2 separate regions of the Homo sapiens genome follow, and region 2 is linked to region 1. A link is a loop called in an ENCODE intact Hi-C map of the cell type or tissue named here. Cell type or tissue: HepG2. All regions are shown on one strand. Region 1 overlaps ITPK1 (inositol-tetrakisphosphate 1-kinase). Region 2 overlaps FAM181A-AS1 (FAM181A antisense RNA 1).

Region 1 (8,000 bases):
CCACTGGGCCATCCTGCCTTTACCGGTTATTTCTCCCACATGGTTTAGCAGGTTTGGGACATTCAGTAAATACTTAAAGTCAAGTGCCCCATGAGCACAGTTCCTGAACAGCTGGATGTAAATAGGGTTTCAGTTCCCACTCATTTTGAATTCAGCTGGAAAGCTACATTTGAGAGAATACTATGGCACTTCCCTTTTAAAAAGTAGCATTCATTTTAGGAAGCAAAGCATTCAAGAGCTGTGCACCTCCTTCTTTCCCTCGCAAAGTCACTGTCTTAAACACCTTCCCCATCCTGCATGAATTGGGCCCAGCCCAGCCTCTCCCACTCTGGTGGCCCTTGGGGAGCCGGCCCGGGTGTGTGTGGCCTTGCTCTGGAGAGGGTGTGGGACTCCCGAGAACTGGCCCATGGTCACACAGTGGAAATGTGGGAGGGGAACTTGCCTCGCTCCAAGCCGAGTGCTCCCCACTCACCACTGGCCAAAGCCTCCTTGTGAACAGGCCTTTCCTCCCGGCTGCGGCCCACGGTGTGTATTAGAGTGGCCAGGCCATACCTGTGGGGCCCTTTGAGTCTTTCTGGGGCTTCGTCTTGCTGCTCTGAGCCTGCTCAGAAAGCAGCTGCCCTTGTGGCCTGCATCTCCCCAGCAGAGCCTCATGGGCTGGTTTCTGTAGGCCCATCCTCTGGATGGCCCCTGGGAGTGCTCCCACAGCCATTTTTAGGGTTCGGTGGGGTGGATCTGAGATTCGTGTCAGAGATCCCGTGGAGCCGTGGAGCGTCAAGAATCACTCTCACAAGGGAGCTCCAGACTCCAGACCCCGCTCCGCATCCCCCCACCCCTCCAGGCCCTTGAGTGCTGGGTGCCCCACCCTGTTAATTGCTCATGATGTTCCAGGGCACACCTGTGGCAGAGGCCACCTGCAGACTCAGCTGCCCCAGAGGGTGAATCGGGACCCACAGGCCAAAGGCCCTCCCAGACAGCTTCAGGGAGATGTCTTCGTTCCAAACCTCTCTCGCCGTCAGAATCTTCACTGATACTTAGGCCCCCACCACTGGGCCTGTTCTTCCTCTCTGACTTGCTCATTGTCCTGCTTATTTTAAGTCTGTCTTGTTTTTAAGTAGTTGGTTCTATGAAGGTAGAGATTTTGGCAGCTTTATTTACTGCTGAAACCCCAGTGCCTATACCAGTGCACATAGGAGCTCAAAAAAGAATCTGTTAGTGGCTGGGTGTGATGGCTTACACCTGTAATCCCAGCACTTTGGGAGGCTGAGGCGGGCAGATTGCTTGAGGTCAGGAGTTCAAGACCAGCCTGGGCAACATGGTGAATACCTATCTCTACTAAAAATACAAAAATTAGCAGGGCATGGTGGCAGGTGCTTGTTATCCCAGCTACTTGGGACGCTGAGGCAGGAGAATTGCTTGAGCTCGGGAGGTGGAGATTGCAGTGAGCCAAGATTGCACCATTGCACTCCAGCCTGGGTGACAGAGCTGGACTCTGTCTCAAAAAAAAAAAGTATGTTAGTGGATCAATAACTGCCTGGTGGTTTTTGGAAGCCTTTTTCATGTCCCTATGGCTCAGCCAAAGCCACTTGTGACTCTGGAATGCTCTGGGCCAGGAAGGAAACCCCAGGGGTGGGGGAGATGGGGAGAGAGTTAGGTGGTAAGTCCCAGGTTCCGGAGGGGCTTGTGGGCAAGTCCTGAGCATCTGCCCTGGCCAGGCCTGTGCTGGGTGCTGGTCCTTGCCGGCATGTACACCTGCAGGAGGTGAAGGCAAACCAGCTCTCAGATGCACTGGAAATGCTGCAAGGTGTGACTAGAGCCAGGAAACCTGCAAACAGGAGAGAACTATGGCGCAGTGGCTGCAGCCACTTTAGCACTCTGTGGTCAGAGAAGGCCTCTCTAAGGAGGCGACATTCAGCAAGAGGGGCCTAGAGCTCTCTCCAGGAGCTAAAGGACCCACAGGGTGGACGGTGTCCACTTTGTAGAGGCCACACACCCTGGCCTCTACCATAAGCCTTATAAGCCTCTGCCATAAGCCCTGGGTTCCATGTGGATTGGAGGGCAGGCAGCTCTGGGCAGAACTGAGGCCGGTTTCCACCTTAGACAGGGTGGTTCAAGGAGGTGTCGGGGTGTCCTTCTAGAGCCTTGTTTCCTGACAGTGTGACCTTCCTCCCATCCGAGGGAGGCTGCAGTTATGCCCTCGGGGCCAGGGATAGGAAGACAAAATGCTCCCCGTGGGTCTGGTTCAGTCCAGCCTTTGTGTTCTGGAAATGAGCCGCTCTGGGCTGTGGGGTGGTGGGGTGGATGGGGTGGTAGTGGGTGGGTCAGCTGACCTTTCTCAAGAATCAGGTTAGGTCTCAGGTGCCCAAGGGAGCCGAGGGAAGCCGCGCCTGACCTGTGTGCTCTTTGGCAGTCATCGATCTTCCTCCAAGTTACTTGTTTGCCAAACTTGCCCAACAAAAGAGACACCAGGGGATGGGCGTGGTGGCTCACGCCTATAATCCCAGCACTTTGGGAGGCTGAGGCGGGCGGATCACCTGAGGTCAGGAGTTCAAGACCAGCTTGGCCAACATGGTGAAACCCAGTCTCTACTAAAAATACAAAAAATCAGCTGGGTGTGGTGACTGGCACCTGTAATCCCAGCTGCTCGGGAGGCTGAGGCAGGAGAAACGCTTGAACCCGGGAGGTGGATGTTGCAGTGAGCCGAGATCGCGCCACTGTACTCCAGCCTGGGTGACATGAGTGAAACTCTGTCTCAAAAAAAAAAAAAAAAAACCCCACAAAAATTAGCCAGGCGTGGTGGTGGGTGCCTGTAATCCCAGCTACTACTCGGCAGGCTGAGGTGGGAGAATCGCTTGAACTCAGGAGGCGGAGGTTGTGGTGAGCCGAGATTGCGTCACTGCAGTCCAGCCTGGTGACAGAGCAAGACTCCGTCTCCAAAAAAAAAAAAAAAAAGCTCCAGGGGCACTGGGGAGAAGGGAGAAGTACACATCCTGAAGTCTCCCTTCCCTGTGAGATGAAGATTCTCCTGGGAAGGGGGCTGGGGAGCTCCTTGTGAAGTACCCTGATGATTTTTATGGGAAACTACTCACTGTCATTTCATGAAGTGCCTCAGAAGACCTTACCCCAAAACTGTCAGGCGTGGGGAAGCACCGAGTTAGCCAAGGCTGAAGCAGTGTGTTTCAGACTTCTCAGGGGCAGGTCCCCTCCAGGAGGTTTGCTGGAGCCAGAGGTTCCCAGGCTGGCTCCTGGGTCTCTGTACCCTGAGCTCACTGTGGGAATCTCCAGTCTGGCACCGTTCACCTGAGGCCTCACTGGAGCCCCCTCATGCAGGAGGGAGACATGGCAGGGGCACCAGGTCGTCAGCCCAGCCCAGTTCTACCTGCTGTTGCTACCTTTTGCCAAATTCCTTCTCAAAAGAAGCCTTTTCAGATTTCTTGCCTCTGGCTGCTGGTTTGCCCGGAGTGTATAGAAAGGAGCTAGTTTTGCACAAGAGACATTCCTGGGACCGATCTGGCCAGATAGACACTTGTGGCGTTTTCCTCAGCAGTTTACGCTGCAAACCCATGGACTCCTCAGCAACCATTCTTATTAGCCTGGGGTCACTCTGGGCGCTCTTGGAGCCCAAGCCAGAAACTGGGACTCTGGGTTTGTTCAGGCGGCCTGCTGTGCTTTGGCAGGGCTGTGTTGCTTCCTCTCTGCCCCCTTGTACATTCATGGCTCATGCCAGATCTCAGAGGATCCTGAGAACCTACCATGGGGGTCAGGCACTATTGCAGATGGGATAACTACCCTCCAGGATGGCTGAGGGGTCTCCATTTGCTAGATGAGGGCCCTGAGACTCAGGGAGAGGCCAGGTGCTGTGAGCAGCACAGCTTGGATTCACCCTCAGGGATGGGTGACTCCTGAAACCATGCTGTTTCCACTCCGCCAGGTTGCCTTTGTCTTCAACACAGCATCCAGCTGCCGTCGATCGATGTCAGGAAAATCAAGGAGTTCTGTTCTTTTTTTTTTTGAGATGGAGTTTCGCTATTGTCACCCAGGCCGGAGTGCAAGGTGTGATCTTTGTTCACTGCAACCTCCACCTCAGCCTCCCCAGTAGCTGGGATTACAGGCACCCGCCATCACACCCAGCAAATTTTTGTATTTTTAGTGGAGAAGATGGGGTTTCACCATGTTGGCCAGGCTAGTCTCAAACTCCTGACCTCAGGTGATCTGCTCAACTTGGCCTCACAAAATGCTGGGATTACAAGTGTGAGCGACCGCGCCCTGCCTCAAGGGGTTCTTTTCTGAGCATCCTTTGTGTGCAGTTGTTGGGCCCAGGAGGATAGTGCATGGTGGAGATGGCAGTGAAGTTGGAGCATGAGACTTGTCCTGAGCCTCTGCCCTCCCAACTGTAAGGTGGGTGCAGTGCACCCGCCCTAGGGCCAAATGATAGGATTCCCCCTCCACCCAAGAGGCCACCTCACCTGCCCTCCTACCCGCCCAAGGCAGGGCCTGGGGCCTCTGACACATCTCTGCTGGGAGCTGCCACCCATCTTTTTCTGGGGGATCCTCCAGTGGTCAGCTTGCTGCTTCCTGGGCAGGGCGGGGCATGGTAGATGGGTGCAGAGAGAACCCTCCTGTGGCAGTTTCACTTTCATTTCTGCCTCACACCCTGTTTCCATCCAACAGTCAAGGGCTGGGCTGCGGAGGTGAGGAAACATCCGGTCTCCACCCTGGGGTACTTGTCCTAGTGCAGGTTCCCAGGCCTCCCCCTCCCCTGGAATGAATCTGGGGTGGGCCGTGGCATCTTCTTTTTAAAAAACACCCCATTCATTCCTTTATGCACTTACATGCCACATACTTACTGAGTGCCTGCTGTATGCTGGGCACTCCTGGGTTCTGGGGATTGATACAGCAGTGAGCACCACAGTCTCCTGGAGCCCCAGGGTCAGTCTTAGGGAGAGCTTCAGGGCAGTTGTCTCACCACTGGGAGCTCTTGCCCACAGTGTGCTGGGTCACGTACCTCTCAGGGTCCTGGGCTCGTGAGTTTCTTCTTCTTCTTATTTTTTTTTTGAGATGGAGACGGAGTCTTGCTCTATTGCCCAGGCTGGAGTGCAGTGGTGCAATCTCACTGCAACCTCTGCCTCCCGGGTTCAAGCGATTCTCCTGCCTCAGCCTCCTGAGTAGCTGGGATTACAAGCACGCGCCACCACGCCCGGCTAATTTTTGTATTTTTAGTAGAGATGGGGTTTCACTGTGTTGGTCAGGCTGGTCTTGAACTCGTGATCTGCCCGTCTCAGCCTCCCAAAGTGCTGGGATTACAGGCGTAAGCCACCATGCCCGGCCCTATTTTTCTTTTTTTCTTTCTTTCTTTCTTTTTTTTTTTTTTTTTTGAGATGGAGTCTTGCTTTGTCGCCCAGGCTGGAGTGCAGTGGCGCGATCTTGGCTCACTGCAAGCTCCGCCTCCCAGGTTCATGCCATTCTTCTGCCTCAGCCTCCCGAGTAGCTGGGACTACAGGCGCCTGCCACCATGCCCGGCTAATTTTTTGTATTTTTAGTAGAGACAGGGTTTCACCGTGTTAGCCAGGATGGTCTCGATCTCCTGACCTCGTGATCCGCCCACCTCGGCCTCCCAAAGTGCTGGGATGACAGGCATGAGCCACCACTCCCAGACTTGTTTCTGTCTTTTTTGCCGTTGTTGTAGAGACAGGGTTTCACTGTGTTGGCCAGGTTTGGCTGTAACTCCTGAGCTTGATCGATCGCCCGTCTCAGCCTCCCGAAGTGTTGGGATTATAGGCTTGAGCCACTGTGCCTAGCCAGCCTATTTTCTTTTTCTTTTTTGTTAGTCTTGCTCTGTCATCCAGGTTGGAGTGCAGTGGTGTGATCTTGGCTCACTGCAACCTCCACCTCCCAGGTTTAAGTGATTCTCGGACCTCAGGTGATCCTTCCACCTCAGCCTCCCAAAGAGTTGGGATTACAGGTGTGAGCCACCACGCCCAGCCCAGCCTATTTTCTTTAAGATTTTAAAGTCCTAACATTCGTCATGGGATCCTTGAAAAGAAAAGGAATTATGGCCTTGCCACTAGAGGCCTTTGCCGCCTCCCTGCAGGAAGGTGTGTCCCGCGGCATTGGGATCGTGTTGGAGAAAGGTTTTGCTTCCTGCACAGTCAGCTCCCAAGCACCCTTTTTATCACCTTGACCTGGGCGCAGCCAAGCCGTGGCCTGTGCTTGCGGAGATTTGGGTGCCCCATCCTCTCGCTGCTCTGGGGAAGCCTGTAGCTGTGGAGAGGCCAGTCCAGGCCCCAGCTTCTGACCTTTGTCTACATATCAGGAGGAGCCCTCCTGGTGAGGAATGTGCCTCGTTCTTTTGGGGGAGCTGACGAGGTGCCTGTAGTGTGGAGGGTTAGGGGCAGGGGAGTCCCTCCAGAAATGCACTTAAGCTTGCAGAGTCACCCTGCCCTGCATTGTTAAGTGGTATAAGGACAGTTAGCTCCAGAAACAGCAGTGGCTCCTGTCTCTGGAGCTCTAGCTTCATGCCTGACATGGTGCTGAGCGCTAACATGTGGCTCTTTGAAGCTGTCAGTCCGTATGTGGAGACTGAGGCTCAGAGAGGGTAAGTGACTTTCCCGGGGTTTCATAGCCGATCACCCTGGGGGTGGGGTTCAAACATCAGTTTGCACAGTGCCGCGATCTCAGGTCACTGCAACCTCCACCTCCTGGATTCAAGCGATTCTCCTGCCTCAGCCTTCCGAGTAGCTGGAGTCACAAGCGCACGCCTCCACGCCCAGCTAATTTTTTGTATTTTTAGTAGAGATGGGGTTTTGCCACATTGGCCAGGCTGGTCTCGAACTCCTGACCTCAAATGATCCACTTGGCTTGGCTTCCCAAAGTGCTGGCATTACAGGCGTGAACCACCGTGCCCGGCCTCGGCTTCTTACTAGGTGGATGACTGTGGGTGTGTTTCAGCTCCTCTCTGGGCCTTAATTTCCTTGTCAGTAAGAGGTGACCTTGTGCTCATGCATAGGAGGGGGTCAGCACATGCAAACTTCCCTTCTGTGCAGGGCAGAGGCCATCTCTGGAAGGAAGAAGGGGGAAAGTGGCCCCTTACTCACCTGTGTCAGGTGGTATCAGAGTAAACCTCCACAGAGTCCAGAGGTACAGAGATTCACGATCTTAGAGGAGTAACTTTTGAAAACCTTTGAGCCAGAAGAGGCCTTTGCGTGTAAGGGTTTGCAGCTCAGAGTGGCTGGCCTTGCAGGGTCACACATGTAGAGCTTTGGGCTGACAGCTTCGCAGCCCAGAAGTACACCTGTGGCCTCCAGGGAACCTCTAGGAGTGTGAAGAGGCGAGGGTGTGTTCTGTTCTGGGCCATGATTGGTGGACCCCATCCCGGCCAGGATGAGTTATTTTTGTTGATGGGCCCTGTGGTCTCTCCTAACCTTGCTGGGAATGTGACAGGAACCAATTCTTTGGATTTGGGATGCTCTCCTGGGAAGGATGGGGGAGTGAGTGGGTGCCCCTTCCCTGACGCAGCCATCTGGGACGTGGGCAGTTCTGTGAGTGCTTCTGCATGTGCTTCAGGCTGGGACCCCCTGGACAGTGAGACCTATGGAGTGGGCCACATGGCTGCAAATCTGTTTCCATTGCTGTGTGCTCCAGTCCTCTCACTCTCAATTAACCAACAGATGTGATGAGTCATTGGGGTCTCGTCAGCTAATGATCTGAGCAGTAAGTCGATTGTATGGCTGATTCCTAGAGCCACAGGGGTGGATGGGTTCTGACAGGAGCCTCAGTGCTGAGCGGGTTCGGTAATAAAGGGGATGTATTGGTTCCTGAGTCAGATCCTTGGGGCATTCTGGCTTCAGGTGTAGGTAGACTCAGGCGACAGTCCAATAGGGCCTGGTCTGTCTGTCTGTCTGTCTCTCTCTCTCTCTGTCTCTCTCTCTCTCTCTCTCCCTCCTCTCTCCCCCCGGCCCCCTCCCTGCTTCCCTGGTCTCTTTTACATTGGCTTCATTCTC
Region 2 (8,000 bases), 800 kb before region 1:
GGTCAGCCTGGGGAGGATGTGGTGGGATGAGTGCTCAGGGGCTGAGCACAGCACATGTACCAGCCATCTTGGAAGCCACCTCATGTGCCAGACCAGATGGGCCACACCCCTGTCTCCACTGAGAGTGAGCTTGCTGTCTCCAGAGGTAATCGAGCAAGAATAAGACTGACAGTTGGGGAGAAGATAGTAATGCAGATTTAAGCATCAGTGTGTGCACTGGGGAAGTTGCCTGAGGTGACCTGTAACCTTCCATGTCCAGAGTCAAAGATGCTGGGATGCTGAGAATTGGAAACTCCTGGGAGTACCCGCAGGAAAGAGGGTCCATTCGAGGCATCTCCCTGTCTTTCATCTCCAGTTTGTCCACAAGGCCTCACCTCTGGCATGGCCACCCCTCAGACTAGCCAGTCCTTTTTCCATCCAGTACATCTCCATCTCTGTACACCTCATTTCCAGGTGAAGAAGCCAGATCCTCAGAATGTCAGGGCTGGGCAGGACCTCAGAGCTCAGCCAACCAACCTTTGATTTTCAGGGGAGGACCCCGAAAGCCCAAAGTACAAACAGACAATGGCCTGCCTGTGTAGGAAAAGAGAACCTTGGCCCACAATTTCTGCAGCAAGCAGCACATGAAGCCAAACCAAACCTCTGTGGCAATGGGCCCAGAATGGTCAGGGCTCTGTCAATCCTGGTCAGCTTCCCTATTGTTGACTACTGCTTCCAACTCAACACCCATGAAAGAAAGCCAAATATGCTCCTAATGCAATCACATAAGATGTCGGGCTTCCAGCTAGCCACCTCCCGCTTCCCCATGCAACAACCTCCAGTCAGGGCACACCTGAGGCCTCCCCCTTTTCACTATGATGCTTCCCCTCACCCTGCCTGCCTGGGAGTCTCTGTCAAATGCAAGTGACAGTGGCCCATTCCCTTGCCATACCAAGCACACAATAAATGGCCTCTGTTTGATCTCCTTTGGGTGGTCCCAATTTATTTCCACAACACAGAGACCCAGGAAGGGATGGTGGGTTGTTTAAGGTCACATTCCAGGTCTAGGACAGAACTCAGCTCATTCGTTATCACCTCGTTAGAACTTTACTTCTCTGACTCCCTCTATTATTCTAGGTAGAATTGACCACGTTCTCCCTCTTGCCTCTCAGTATCCTTCACACTCTATCTCAGCACCTTCCACACATGCGATGATTTTAAAGTATGTCGAAAGCTCTGTGATACTCATCCCTTTAAGAAGTGGAGCCTAATACTCCTCCCCTTAGTGTGGTCTGGATTTAGTCACTCTTCTAGTGAATAGAATGATATGAAGTGACCATCTGTGACTTCAGAGATGAGGTCATAAGAGGCTCAGCAGCTTCCTCCTTAATCTCTTGGATCAGCTCTAGGGGAAGCCAGCTGCCATGTTGTGGGGATGCTCAAGGAGCCCTGAGGAGAGGCCCATGTGATGAGGAGCTGAGAGGACTTGGGCCAAAAGCCAGTGGAGAATTGAGGTCTCCTGTCAGTAGCCATATAAGCAAGTATTCTGGAAGCACATCCTCCATTCCCAGTCAATATCTTAACTTCAACCTCATGAAAGACCTTGAGCCTAGCTCAGCCACTCCCAGACTCCTGACCCACAGATACTGTGTGAGGTAATCCAAGCTTGTTGTTTCAAGCTGCTAAGCAATCTGTTGCAATAGATAATTAATGCAACACATTTCTGCATTTTTTGCCCTACATGTCTGAGACATATAATATCCAATAATATCCAATTAGGAGCTCTTGAGAATAAGGCACCAGTAGCTCAGGGCTCAGCAATGTTTGATGGACAGACATATGGATGAATGGATGGGTAGATGAGGGTGCACAAAGTAAGCGAGGGGGCACCCTCGCTTACTTTGGCTTCAGGGTTGGATGGATGGGTAAATGGATGGATGGATGGATGGATGGAAAGATGGGGAAATGGGTGGGTGGATGGATGGATGGGGAAGTGGATGACTGAATGGACAGGTTGGATGGATAAGTAGATAGGTGGGCAATTGAATGGATGGGTGGATGGATGGAGGCATGGGGAGATGGGTGGGTGGATAAATGGATGTGTGGATGGATGGATGGTTGGACAGATGGATAAATGGATGGATATTCGAGAACTTCCAGGCTGCTCAGAGACAGCAAGTTTGGTGTGGGCAGTTGCAAAGTTTATTTTAAAAGTCTGATGATATTTTAGTTCAACATGTTTTCGGACAATGGGGCCCTTTCTTGTGCTCCTTGGTGGCCCAGAAAACATAGTTTTGATGGCTAATTGAGTGGTGGTCATAATTTCTTCTCCTGTAAAGACCGTGCTTTTCGTCTATGAGGTTGCTCTAGGCCTGACTGTCCTGTCAACTGTCTCTTTGGTTCCTATCTTATCTACCTGCCAAGACCCTACTCTCTCCTGTGAATCTCTTTTCTTCGTCAGACACCTTGAATCACAGATAGTTGGAGATGAAAAGGACCTTAGAAACCATGAGAAACACCATGGGCGAGGAGACTGGGGAGCTCTGGAGCCATAAACCTGGCTTCAGGTCCCAGTTCTGCCACTCACCAACTGAGTGGCCAAGGGTAAGTCATGTAACCTCTCTGACCCTCAGCCTCTTCCTCTGTGTGTGGCACCTGCCTGCCATCACATGTGGAGGGCTCAGCCCAGAGCTGGCCTGTGCTACGGAGCTAAGCACAGAAACAACCCATCAATGTCACTATCATCTCAAAGCCAAAGTCCTGCCATGTCATTGGGACAGGCTACAGAAACATGTGCAGAGTGTTTATCTCAGGACTCTCATTTGTGAGAGCCATTCATCTCATCCAACCCTCTTAGTTTGTTGTTTTTAGACAGTGTCTTAGTCTGTTACCCAGGTTGGAGTGCTGTGGCATGATCATGGCTCACTGCAACCTCGAAATCCTGGGCTCAGGCAATTCTCCCACCTCATTCTCCTGAGTAGTGGGGATTACAGATGCGCCCCACCATGCTGGCTAATTCTAAACATTTTTTTTGTTTTTGAGATGGAGTCTCACTCTGTTGCCCAGGCTGGAGTGCAGTGGCATGATCTTGGCTCACTGCAACCTCTGCCTCCCAGGTTCAAGTGATTCTCATGCTTCAGCCTCCTAAATAGCTGGGACTACAGGCATGTGCAACCACACCTGGCTAATTTTTTTTTTTTGTATTGTTTAGTAGAGATGCGGTTTCACCATATTGGCCAGGCTGGTCTCAAACTCCTGACCTCGTGATCCACCCACCTCGGCCTCCCAAAGTGCTGGGATTACATAAACATTTTTTTTTGTAGAGACAGGATCTTGATATGTTGCCCAGGCTAGTCTCAACCTCCTGGCCTTAAATGATCCTTCTGCCTTGGCCTCAAAAGCTTTGGGACTACAGGCATGAGCCATGGTGCCAGGTAGACCACTTCATTAACCAGGTGAGGAAACTGAGGCTGAGAGGTGGAGTGGTTTGCCCAAAGCAACCTGGTGAATTAGTGGCATGGTCAGGACATGAATCCTGACTCCAAGACCAGTGCTCCTCCTCTCTCTTCTGAACCCATTTTCTGCACCCTTGGCTAACAGAGGAAAATGCAGGATTCACCTGAACACTCAGCTTTGGCCTCAAATGGCCACGAGAGGGAGCCCTTGGAATTGCTCGGGGCCTCTGTGCTTCCGGTGAAAGAAGCCTTTCCGTCCGTTCTTGAAGGCGCCTAGGCCAGTAGCCCCCGCCCTGCCCCTTCCCTCCCTGTGCCAGCACCTCTGAGGCATTCCAGACTCCGGCTCCTTTTCCTTCTCTACCTCCACCCTCCACCTGGATCCCAGGATTGTCTTTCTCCTTTTCCTGAGTAGAACTGGGATCCTCAGAACCCCACAGTGGTTTTGCCAGGCAGGTGGTGCACATTTGAGGCACCCTGGCTTACTTTGGCTTCAGGGTTGCAGTGACATGTCTAGTTGTCCCTTAGCATCTACTGACACTCCCATCCAGCTATTCCACACACTTCTGCTCAGCCACGCCGGGTGGGAGAGGCCAGGCCAGGGGAGGTGGAGGAGGTGGGAGAGGAGTTTACCTACTGTGTAGCCCGAAGATGACAGAGTTACAGCACACAATGACAGGACATGGCTCGGAGTGTTAGTTGGACACAAGCAGAAGGGCTGATAGTAGAGGCCTTGGGGACAGCTCTGGTGGCAGATTTGAGCCGTAAAGGATGCAGAATAGTTGGCCAGGCAAATAAGGCCCACAAGTTCCTAAGAAACTGGGAGGAGGAGCCTTGCCTCTGGGTCAGGGGTGCTACCTGGGAGGACACCCCTTCTCTGGGCATCAGTAAATAGGGCTAATAAAACCCACTCTGCCTTCCTCATAGGAGGAAAGAATGTCTGAGTACATACAAATGGAAGCAGGTTGGAAATTAAATACCATGCCCATCTCGGGGATGTATTTTAGCACCGGTGTTTTTCTCTTTCCCAGGACGTTCTCCAATAAGCGTTCATTCTGTGTCCCCCAGCACCCACTTTCCCTGTCCTGACCTTCCTGCAGATGCATTTTTGAGACCACTCAGGTTCCTGGGTCACTGATGAGCGTCCCTGTGGGCCTCCCACCATCCTCCACTTGGTGGCTGACTCCAGCCCTCTTCCCTAGCTTGGGTTTTTCCATGAGTCATTTTAAAGTCTTTGTATAAGGCCTATTAGGATAAAAACAGGAAGGCAGGCAAGCCAGCAAGCCCTGGAGGCCATCCCTGGGCTCTTAGGAGATTAAAGTCTGCAAACACAATCCTGGTGTCTGTGGGCCATCTGCCCCCGCACCTCCCATGTGCTGACCAGGAGGACCTCGGAATCTGGGATGAATGGGACACTGTTTGAATGTTGGAAATGCCCCGTTGCTCCTTTCTCTATATCTTTTTAGGCAACACAAATGGCAAGCTCTTTCCAAGTGTCATTCTCCAAATAGATTCCTTCTTGTCTAGGGTCGTGGGGGGAGGGAGTGGAATAAGAGGTGAGCCCCTCTGATGCTCCAGCAGCCCCTTCTGTGGGCCCAGCAGGCCACTCTTAACATCTCCAAAACCTGTGGTTCTTGCAGGACATACACTTTGTTTCATATTCTCCTGGGCTCACTGTGCATAACCGCCTTTGTAATTCTCCAGTTCTCCCAAATGCATATTCTCCCTTGCAGACGGCATTTTTCAGAGAACAGGAGGGAGCTGCTTCCTTAAGTATCGCCTGGGATCACATTCAGACTGGAGATGTTGCCAGAAGCAAATCCACCTCGGTGGGGATTCTGGTTGACCCAGGAGACCCTCTGCTCCTGAGGGAACTGCTGAGGGGCTTGGGCTATGACTCCAGGACCAAGAGTTTTGGGAGAGACTTTCCTTCCCTGGACAAGGAAAAGGAAGTGGAGCTACCAGCTGCTGCTCTGGGAGGCTAGAGGCTCATCTCTCTACCATGCACCCTTTCCGAAGCTCTGTTCTCTGAGGGCTTCTGGAAATACCCGCTTTAATCAGAGTTAAGCCGGATTTGAAGGTTGCGATGATTAGATGTGTCAAAAAAATTTTACATCTAATAACACCCAACGCTGTCAAGAATGTGGAAAAAAACAGACATGTATGCATTGTTGATGCGAGTGTCAATTGGTACCCATTTTTTGGAGGGAGTTTGCTAGTATCATTAGAATGTGAAATAGATATGCTTTCAGACTCAACATTTCCACTTCTAAGAGTCAATTCTAGAGAAATATGTGCACATGGACACAAAGAGTCGGGCATGAAGATGTTTGCAGAAATGTTGTTTGCAACTGCAAAAAACAGTAAAATAAAAAGCCACCAAATCAAAAAACCAAACACCTAGCATTTATCCCCAGCTTTACTGAGATATAATTGACAAGCCTCGGATTTAGACACTGTGGCAGAACTTGGGTACGGTATGCTTTGCAGCCACTAAAAAGAATGACATAAACCTACAGTTGCTGACTTAGAAGGACCTCAAGATGGATCTTTTCATGAAAAAAAGGGATACAATTATAGGTACTGTATCACCCCATTTATGTTAAAAACAAAAAAGAAGAAAGGTAAAATAAAGTCAAAGGGAATGCTTGGGAACGTTTGGGACAAACACACCCCACACTGAGAATAGCAGTGATTTATGAAAGGTTGTAGGCTGGGAAACAATTGAAAAGGGTTGCATTTTTTAGTTTGTAAACTTTTCTGTTGTTTGAAATGTTTCTTAATGAGCACATATTTATGTATATTGTTTTTGTTCCCCAATATGTATATTGTATTTTGCTCCAGGGCACCCACCTCAGAGAAGTCCTGCTCAGAACCTCCGAAGTCAGTTGACTTCATTCAGCAAACATTTTCCGTGCGAGCCTCTGCCCTGCACAGCTCTAGGTTGGGTGTTGAGGACATCAGGGCCATTGTCCCCATCCCCAGGGAGTGCAGTCGCCTGCAGGGAGAGGCAGATGGACAGATGAGGACCGTGCAGTGGCAGAAACTGTGAGGAGTGTCCTCATAAGGACGGCAAGAGTAGAAGGCAGGCGAGGCCAGTTCCCCTGGATGAAGTCTGGGGAGGCTTCCTGGAGGAAGTGACACTAACTTGAGTCTTACAGATGATGGGGGTGTGGATGGGGTGTAGATTGGGTGTGGATGAACCAGTGGAAGAACAAGAGGGAAGATTTGAAGAGGAGGGTTCCAGGAGGGGAGATGTGCACTTGGGGGAACACAGGGCGGGTGATGGGTGGGGTTGGGGAGGACAAGAAGGGTTAGGGACAAGGGCTGAGCTTGGCTTCTCATCTCTCAACTCCTGATTGTTGCTCTGGGGTGCAGGGAGCCAGCCAGTGGCCAGCAGAGGGCACTTTTGCCTCTTCCAACTGCAGAGTCTGGAGCCCCCGGGAGGAGCTGGTCAATGGTTTCATGTTGACATGGGTGGGGAAGCTGGGCTCTCAGGACCCCAGGGAGGATGCACCCCAAGAGCGAGTGAGACCGAGACACAGATGATTAAGTTGCAGCATTAGGAGGCGTGGCAAAGGACTTTAGCCAGTCCACACGTGCAGAGAGGTCATCGGCAGTGCTGCTTTCCGAGATGGTGAAGAGAGGGGCTTCAATCAGAATGTGAGTGTGTGGTGGCACAGGAGGCTTGTGGCCACGGTGAAAGCAAAGGCTAGAGTCGAAGACAGCATTCCAAGAGGGTGCTCTGAGGGCTGCAGCAGCATCAGCCCCGGGGGTCTGGCATGTGGCCTCCCCCACTGGTCCCCTCTACCGCCCACCCTCATTCTCTCTGCCTGAGCTCTTTTCCCTGCTCCTCCAAAGCAGTGTCCCCTTCCCAGTCCTGAGCACTCCTGGACCCTCCACCTGCTCCACAGCAAACCCACCTGGAGTACCTGCTCAGTGCCGGGTCATCTCCTGGAGGTGGGGATGTGGCAGGACCCCAGGAAGGCCCCAGATCATTCCACTGTGGGGGAGGCACAGACACTAACTAAGCAAACAGAGCTTCCGGCAGCGATGGGCCCCAGGCAGAGGATTCAACAGGGCCATGGACAGGTCGGGGAGGCCCTGGGGACACTTCAGCTGAGACCTGAATGTCAAGCTGGAGCCTGGCATGAGGGTGAGGCCCTTACAGGTAGAGCTCCCTGGACAAGGGTGAGTGTGGGGCTTTCAAGAGAGGGAGAAATCAAAGGTAACCCCTCAGTTTTGACCCGAGCCACTAGGTAAACAGAAGGGCTGTTTTCTGAGGAAACAGGGGCTGTGGGAGAGGCCAGCTTCGGGGAAGGAATCCAAAGTTCCGTTCTGGTCACCAGAAATCAGAGGTGCCAATTAGCAGTGCACGTGCAGGGTCACGAAGGCAGTTAGAAATCTGAGTGTGGGCCAGGCGCCGCGGCTCACACCTGTCATCCCAGCACTTTGGGAGGCTGAGGTGGGAGGATAGCTTGAGCTCAGGAGTTCGAGACCAGCCTGGGCAAAACTCTGTCTCTACAAAATATACAAAAATTAGCGGGGCGTGATGGCGCGTGCCTATAA

What was found. Peaks named below come from ENCODE experiments on the same cell type or tissue, not always from the same donor. Only the 100,000 strongest peaks of a DNase experiment are listed, where the experiment ranks them.
Region 2: a loop joins it to region 1, with 20 times the contacts of the local background. A loop is called at or near these places in 5 of 110 quality-filtered maps.

What each region holds. Positions count from the first base shown.
Region 1 is chr14:93,100,475-93,108,474 of GRCh38, reverse strand. All of the region lies in intron 2 of ITPK1 (inositol-tetrakisphosphate 1-kinase), which reads left to right. Among named protein-coding and RNA genes, the nearest start is that of ITPK1, 11 kb to the left of the region's middle. In HepG2, no CTCF peak of the experiment used is centred here; a DNase peak (open chromatin) is centred at 3,284.
Region 2 is chr14:93,902,553-93,910,552 of GRCh38, reverse strand. It overlaps FAM181A-AS1 (FAM181A antisense RNA 1), which reads left to right. Exons shown (of 11, transcript NR_027004.2): 9 at 1,383-1,634; 10 at 2,441-2,583; 11 at 5,165-5,823. Among named protein-coding and RNA genes, the nearest start is that of FAM181A-AS1, 20 kb to the left of the region's middle. In HepG2, CTCF peaks have their summits at 3,635 (motif pointing right) and 6,833 (motif pointing right); DNase peaks (open chromatin) are centred at 602, 3,642, 4,732, 7,642 and 1 weaker place.